2 separate regions of the Mus musculus genome follow, and region 1 is linked to region 2. Evidence: chromatin contacts called from ENCODE Hi-C data. All regions are on one chromosome and are shown on one strand. Each heading gives the region's core, a stretch centred on a gene start or an enhancer-like site at or near the end of the contact. The rest is flanking DNA. Distances are from core to core; before and after follow the strand shown.

Evidence for each region. A loop is a pair of places that touch in the nucleus more often than their neighbours do.
Region 1: a loop to region 2 is called in a map of CH12.LX, with 3 times the contacts of the local background. The contact joins the promoter of Samsn1 here to the promoter of Hspa13 in region 2. A Hi-C loop is called at or near these places in 2 of 37 maps with a recorded cell type or tissue (CH12.LX and T-helper 17 cell).

What each region holds. Positions count from the first base shown.
Region 1 is chr16:75,907,180-75,911,013 of GRCm38, forward strand. It overlaps Samsn1 (SAM domain, SH3 domain and nuclear localization signals, 1), which reads right to left and starts at 2,087. Exons shown (of 8, transcript NM_023380.2): 1 at 1,951-2,087. The coding sequence starts at 2,007.
Region 2 is chr16:75,764,415-75,768,224 of GRCm38, forward strand. It overlaps Hspa13 (heat shock protein 70 family, member 13), which reads right to left and starts at 2,404. Exons shown (of 5, transcript NM_030201.3): 1 at 2,321-2,404; 2 at 530-870. The coding sequence starts at 2,345.

The DNA.
Region 1 (3,834 bases), core at 837-3,336, 140 kb after region 2:
TGAAATATGCAAAAGTTTTCTATTGAAAACTATGAATTTGTAAGAATTGTTTCTAAGACATAATTATAGCAATTGGAGGGCTATTAGTGTCACAGCAAAAAAATTAAATCCATATATGTCTTCAGTGTGACTATTTCTTGTGATATATTTTTTTTCTCAGGTGCATTGAGTGTGTTTTTATTTTATATATGCAAACATCAATAAGATGACCAATAGTTCACATCTACTCTAGTAATTACTGTGATTAAGACCATTGCCAATAATGAAAGATCATTTTGAAAACAGTTTAGTGAAATGATATACTGACAATATAATGTGCAATACAGTCCTTATGAAATAGTCAAGTGTCATTTTTGAAAAATTTTGAGGTAAGCCACTTTTTATCAATTTTTGTAATATTCCCAAAATATGATCAACTGAATATTTTTATTTAATCAGTGCTATTTTACATAAAAAACAATCATATGAGACTTGAGATAGAGCTCAGCTCACAACAAATATAATCATATGAAGAAATAAAAAATGATTCTTTGAAAAACCTTTCTTGGATATTTTGGGATGTGTTGCTGTGAATTTTTATTTTAGTAATGAAAAAACAGAAAGTGCAATATATTTTTGTACTATGTGTTTCTAAGATGCTTGTTTAACCTTTGTTGACTTTTTTTGCATTAGAAACAATAATGTTGAAAATCATCTAGTTTTAGTTTCCTGTACTTGGAAATAATGAATTCTCAGTTTACTTCAGATCTTTTGCCAAAGGTTTTAAACCGTTGAAGACTGTCCTGTGCCTACTCAGTTCAGAAGGAAAATCAGTCCCCAAACTGTCTCTCTCCCAATGAGAAATAAAAGCTGATGACAAAGTGTAAACTCCTTAAAAACAAAGAATCCACTAGTATTTATCTCACCAACAAAAAGATTGAATTTATTTGAGAAACGTTAGGAATGTATAAACAGGACAGAAATTTTCTGACATCACAACTTCATACTAAAGAAATTAATGTTACTAGTAAATGACGTTTAAAGTTCTATAAGAATGTAAACTTGGCTTTTCCTATATTATTTTTAATGCCAATTGTTATCAAGAGAAAGAATAAAAGAACATACTACATAAGACTGGCTTATCAAATTTACTAATTTATAAATTTTGTGTCTTCTCAAAATAGGGCACAATTCTCTCTAATGACAATGTGAAAATGCATGTCTACTACAAGATATCATAGCTGAACATTCAAATTACAAAAAGAATTTTAAAAAACTAACCTAAAATTTCTCCATTTTAGTCTTCTTACTGTTATGTATTTTAAATATCTACAATTTAACAGATAAAATAATTCCTTCAGAACACTGGTAAGATATTGAACAACCAAGGAATGAAAAATAGGCAGAGAATTCATGATATTAATGGTTAAGTGGAGGCCACCAAACAGAGTTCCATAAAATTATCCTAACCCAATCTTAGCTAACAACATAAAGGGTTGAATCTAATACACAATTGTGAAGACCATAATTGCTCATCAGTATGCAAATTCTTCCATATGTATTTTGATGCACTTAGTCCTCTACTTAAATTAATTTAGAAGTGACAGATAAAATGTCATGTAAGTAGTAGGGTGATGATGTAGGCTGTGAGTGTGCATGTATGCTTGTGTGTGTGTGTGTGTGTGTGTGTGTGTGTGTGTGTGTGTGTGTGAGAGAGAGAGAGAGAGAGAGAGAGAGAGAGAGAGAGAGATGTATGTCACTGTGTGGTTTGTTTGAATGTGTTGTGTGCTTGAATGAGTTTGTGTATGTGTGTGTATACACGTATATGTGCGTATGTGTAAATGGTATGTGTGTGTGTGTGTGTGTGTGTGTGTGTGTGTGTCTGGTGTGTCTGTGTTATACATTTGCAAGTAAGTGTTGCTTTCTAGTACAGTATTTGGTTAGTTTTACTCTGTAAGAAAATAAACTTACCTTCGGTTTTTGGTGTTTCTCCTTGTCTGAGGCATTGGATGGCTTCCTCTTTAGCATTTTGAATTCTGGCCACCTCTAGTGAGCACAGTTGCTGCTGTTACAGAGACAACTGAGAGCAGGCACGGGTGCTCTCCGTGATACCCAGCATCTGATAGCACTGAGGAAGTGTCTGATGTGACACTTCCTCCTCTGGTCAGGATGTGACTTCAGTGTCTGCTTGGTTGAAGGTTTCTTTTTTTTTTTTTTTTTTTTTTCCTTTCCTTCCTTACCGTAATTATTTGGTAACTCTGTACTGTATTCTCGGTGCTGTATTCTATGATATAATTCTTAGCTCACACCTTTGACATGGCTACGGTAATTACTAAGGGTGTAATGGTTTGGAAAACAAAACTTATTTTCTCAGTTTATGTAAAAGAATTTAACACATTAAAAAAGATGGCACAAGAGGAAAATATCTGAACCTTTTAAATGAAATCAAACAGAATATTGTGGATTTTTAAAAGTTTGAGACTATTTAAAGAATTCCATTTTATATTTTTATAATATTTTATTATTTGAGGTTATATAATACACTTACATCATTTCCACCTTTTCATTTTTCTCCTTCCAAATTTTCCAGGGAACCTACCTTTCAATTTCATTGCCCACTTTTTAAATGTGACATATGTCTGTATCTTTCTCAATACATAATTGTATATTTCTACATGACGATCAATTTGAAGTTAAATAATATTAATCCTCCCTAAAGCTACCGTAATAGGGTATAGATTAAAAGTACCTAACTGTAATAGGATTCTAGCTCCAGATATTGATGAGTGGGCATTGGTGACATTGAAAAAGCAAGCATATCATTGTTAAAACCCCCTGATTAATAAAAGAACCACTTCCTGCTACATAGTATACGTACTCTGTACCCTGGTAATGCCTGGTTGGTGGGTGATGCTACCGACTGCTCAGTCCTCTCTCCAGACAAGGCATCCAGTGTCTACTAAGTGGGCCTGGAATAGCCCCAATATGTCTTAAAGGTTTTGCTGAAAGCCAGATCCAGAGATCCAGATAAAAGAGAAGGTTGCTCAGACTTCCTTGAAAAATGAAGCCCTTATCAGATGAGCTTGTGCAGATTGTTTCAAATGCAGGCTCTGGTTAAATGGCCTGCTTCAAGAAAACTTGTACTTTCTGCTCATAAACTCCTCAGATTAAAAACAGTAGCACCATATTTTTAGGAAGTGCTTCTCTAAGAATCATGCTCTGGCCCTCTTTTCTCAGTTGTCCCTCCCACCTCTCTGCCTTCGTCCTGGAGTCCCAGCTGAAATTCACTAATTCGCTTAAATACTAAATTGAATACCCACTCTGTGCTATTGAACGTAGTGGGTACTCAATTTCTATGCAATAAACCTCTTAACTAGCAAGAACAAAATGGTATTTTATGCACTACAATAGAATTGGGTAAACCACTTAAGAGGATTGGAGTTAATAAACAGCTGCAGTGGCAGGAGGGTAATTTTGAGAAGTAAGAGGTTAGTATTTTCAGAACAATGACAGGGGAATAACACCAGACAACCTGAAAACCTAAGGCTCGGTAATTCCCTAGCAGTGTGACTTTCTGTAAATTTTCTGGGTGGTTCTCAGTTAACCCAAGGGAATAAACTATTCCGTCGCCTAAGAAATTAAGAGCCATGAAAAGATATTTTCTTATCTGAGACATCAGTGCTCCTTGTACTCTTCCATCTCTTTGTGAAACGGATGGGAGTTTAATTCAGGAGTGGAATTTGATCAGTTCAGTGAGGAGGATAATGGTGATAGTTCCTAAATGATCGTTTCACTGAGAATCAAAGCTAATGCCAATATGGGCCGCCCTTATGCACCATCACTTCAGAATAGTTT
Region 2 (3,810 bases), core at 1,154-3,653:
ACATGCACACATATATATACACACACATATACGCATATATATGTATATGTATATATATATACTGAACTTCAAAAATTAGTGTGACACTAGCAAAGTATAAGAGGTAGTGCTGAGATAGAGTAACTCTGTAATAAAATAGCAGTTCCACAGCCATTAAAGCTAGTGAGGTACATGCACTACATGTGTGTAACATACTGACACACTTCAAATAAGCCAGAAAGCACGACAGCAAGTGTACAAATGTTGTACGCATACAAAATGTACACACATAGAGAATACCTATTCACAGTCCACGGGGCTTCAGCATCCTTCCTAAAATGTCTTGAGAGAACTAACTGGAACTGTGATGATGGCGGGATGAGTGCACAGCAAGGCCCCATATCCTGACCTGGTAGCACCAGGAAGTCACTGAACTGATCCACCCTGCAGCTGCTGTGGGATTTCTCACTGAGAGAATACAATTCCCTGACACATAATTCAAACAGCACCGTTAAATCAAATGGACGCAGAGTGTAGATTAGTTTCCTACCTTAAATGGGTATCTGCCAACTTCAGCCTCCAGCTCCTCCGGGGTGAAGATCTTCCCGATGAACCGTTTGGCATCATAGATTGTGTTTTGAGGATTTGAATCAGCCAGCTCTAGGCTCTCATAGCCCACATACACATCACCGTCCGTGAAGGACACCATGCTGGGGATGCTGATATGCCCGTTTTCATCTGGAATCACCTTCACTTTTCCTGTCCCGGGAAAAAATACACCAACCGAACAGTAGGTGGTACCCAGGTCAATGCCAATCACTTTTGGCGTAGGCAATGGTAAATACTGTTGTGCCAAGTAGCCCGCCAAGAGGAGAGTCAAAACAGCTGAACCTGCAAAAGGTAAAAAGATAAGTTTTTATGAAGCTACCACCATATACTGTACCTATAGCAACATCTTCTTAGTAGCACTTTTAAAACAAAACATAAAATATTTCACTTTATAGGATTATTAGCTACTTCTTTTGGACATCAAGTTTTTAACATTCCATCGGGGTACAATTAAAAACAAAGGAGAAAAAAAAAACCCTCAAAAACCAAAAGCCCTCACAAATGTATTTTTGTATAATCCGTTACATGATAATAAAGGAATAAAATGTAAAGATATTTAAATAACCATTATGCTGTTGTTGAATGAAAATATCACAAATGTGAAACTAAAGCTAAATACAATCCAGTTTTCTTGGATTATTGCTATTTAGATTGATAGCTTCATAAACAGTTTTTACCTGTTATTACTAAAATGAAATGCCATTATGAAATTCCCACAGAGACAGCTTTGGTATGTAAGTCTAACCTGTTTGGTTATCGTCTTTACCCATTCAAAAGGATAAAATACGTAAGTTGGATATGTTGATCTGAAAACTGCTTAGGCACTACTGTTACCTCATAGAGTCCAGAAGAGATTTTGCATATATAAGCATTCATTAAGGATATACTTTTCAAAATAGATATTAGGGAAGAAGTATGCAAGTGCTAACCCTGATAGCAACAATATGTAAACTTCCCGAAGGCAAGTTCTAGTCACCATTGAATAGTACGGCCCATGAAGAGCAGAGGCTCAGCAAATATTTAAGGGAAAAGATCATATAGAAACATCAGGCATATTGTACACAAAAGCGAATAAGAACATCACTTTGAGTTTAGAATTAATATCTGATTTGGTTTCACTAGTCTGCGTAATACACCTGTCCCCACTCAAACCCATAATGTCACTCGGTAGTGCTGTTGGTAATTGCTAGCTCCTTCAAATCAACGCCTGGCACATCATAGCAGACCAAGAACCTATCCACTTGTCTCTTCCCACCTACAGACAAATCTCAAAAGCATCTCAGCGTTTGGCAAGGGAATGTTGATTCCCAATCGGTATGTTCAAAAGAGAATCCATCTAAGAATGCACAGGGACTTGAATCCCTCCCAATTCCGCATCCCGAGTGAAGCCAAGAGTCTTCAATCTCGAGATCCCCTTCTTATTCACAGTGGGTTCTCGCACAGAGAACCGATTTCGGCTACCCATTCAAGACCGAGGTCGTTAGCATTCCTAGGCCCTCGTCTCTCAGACCTGTGGCTGGTGGCACGACCCCAAGAGGCCTCCGGCAAGTCAGACCCCCGACTCCAGACGCCCCGCCCCCACCAGCTCCAAACAGCCTTAGCCCCCTTTTCAGGCTCCCTTCGGCTGCGTGACCTGTGATTCAGAGAGTGAGACAACCAACCCTTGCCCACCCAGACCTCGTCGAACTTCCCCGTCGACTTCCATAGTTGCAGGGACCCCTGAGATACTGACCTAAGATCGTCATCTCTCCGGCCATCAGTCCCGCCGAACAGGCAGAAGGATGACTGTACCGATGGGAGGCACCGCCCCCTAGTCGCCGGCTGTCGCGCAGCCTCCTGGGAAATGTAGTCCGTCGGCTCCGAATTAGCCGGAGGAACTACGATTTCCACCACAGCAATGACTCCATCTACCATGAGGCCGCGGGGCGGATTTTACTCAGGCCAGTGAGGGAAGACTCGGCCTCCCCACGCACGAAGGCCCAACAAACCAGGCTTTGTTGTGGGAGCAGCGTCTGGGAAAGGCCAGAGTTTGTCATTCATCAAACCCAAAACGCTGCGAGCTTACTCGCGGTTAAAAAAAAAAAAAAAAAAAAAAAAAAAAAGTCCCTGTAGCCCCGCCTCACCGCGTTGTATTGTGGGAACTGCAGTTCTGGACTGTCCAGAGCTTGGAAGGCATAAAGAGGATAAAACCAATTAAGATTCCGAGGTGGGTTGCGTTGCCAGGCAGGCGGGGAATTCAAACTTCCGGTTTTTTTGTTTGTTTGTTTTTGTTTTTTGTTTCGTTTTGTTGTTCAGCCTCTTTTTTAAGGTTTATGCGTCTTTGGTCGAAATCAAGATTCTAGATAGACTTCTCCTAAGCCCTCCGAAGTCCCCTTAGCATTCCACAGTGGGGCAGTCCTACCGGAGACCCCACCTCTGGTGTACCTGTTCGTTGCTTTGCAAATATCCTTGCAGTCATTAAATGCAATGCCAGCCCGATGCTGTTGGCAGTAAATTATTTCACGGGCTCGTCAGGAATGAAGTTTGTCCAGGACCGCATGGTTTATCCAAGATATTTTCAAATCTAATATTAACATTCACATATGCTATTACCAACTAATATGGAAAGATACATTCTACTTTTCGTTTTAATTATGTCATAAATGGCCAGAATTGTCTTCCTGGACAGGTCCGTCCTTTCACGTGTTGACTATCCGATCACTTTTCCCCTGGCGCCATAAGACACGTTAGCAAAGCAATTTGAAGAAGACAAGATTTATTTTGGCTCAAAGTTCAATGGTACAGTTCCTCATAGCAAGGAAGTCACGGAGGCAAGACCTTTTAACCAGCTGTCCCCATTGCACCCAGTCAGGAAGCAGAGACAGGAAACGAAGGCATCTCTCTCTCTCTCTCTCTCTCTCTCTCTCTCTCTCTCTAATTCAGCCTTGAACCTGCTGGATGTCGGAATAGCAGTGCTCATAGTTAGGCGAAGTCTTTTCGCCTCAATTAATCAGGTCAGAAACGCCCTCATATACATACCCGGAAGTTTACTTCCATGATGATTCTGAATCCCAGCAAGACGAAAAGATTAACCACAATTATTGAGGGGGAGGATACAGGTGGTTTTTAGTATATAAAACATGATGTTTTCCCCTCACTGTTTAATATTTGATACGACTTAAGGACTCCTGGACGTGACTTTACTGTTGGGAAAGTTCATGAACACTTAAGGTCCTAGAAACT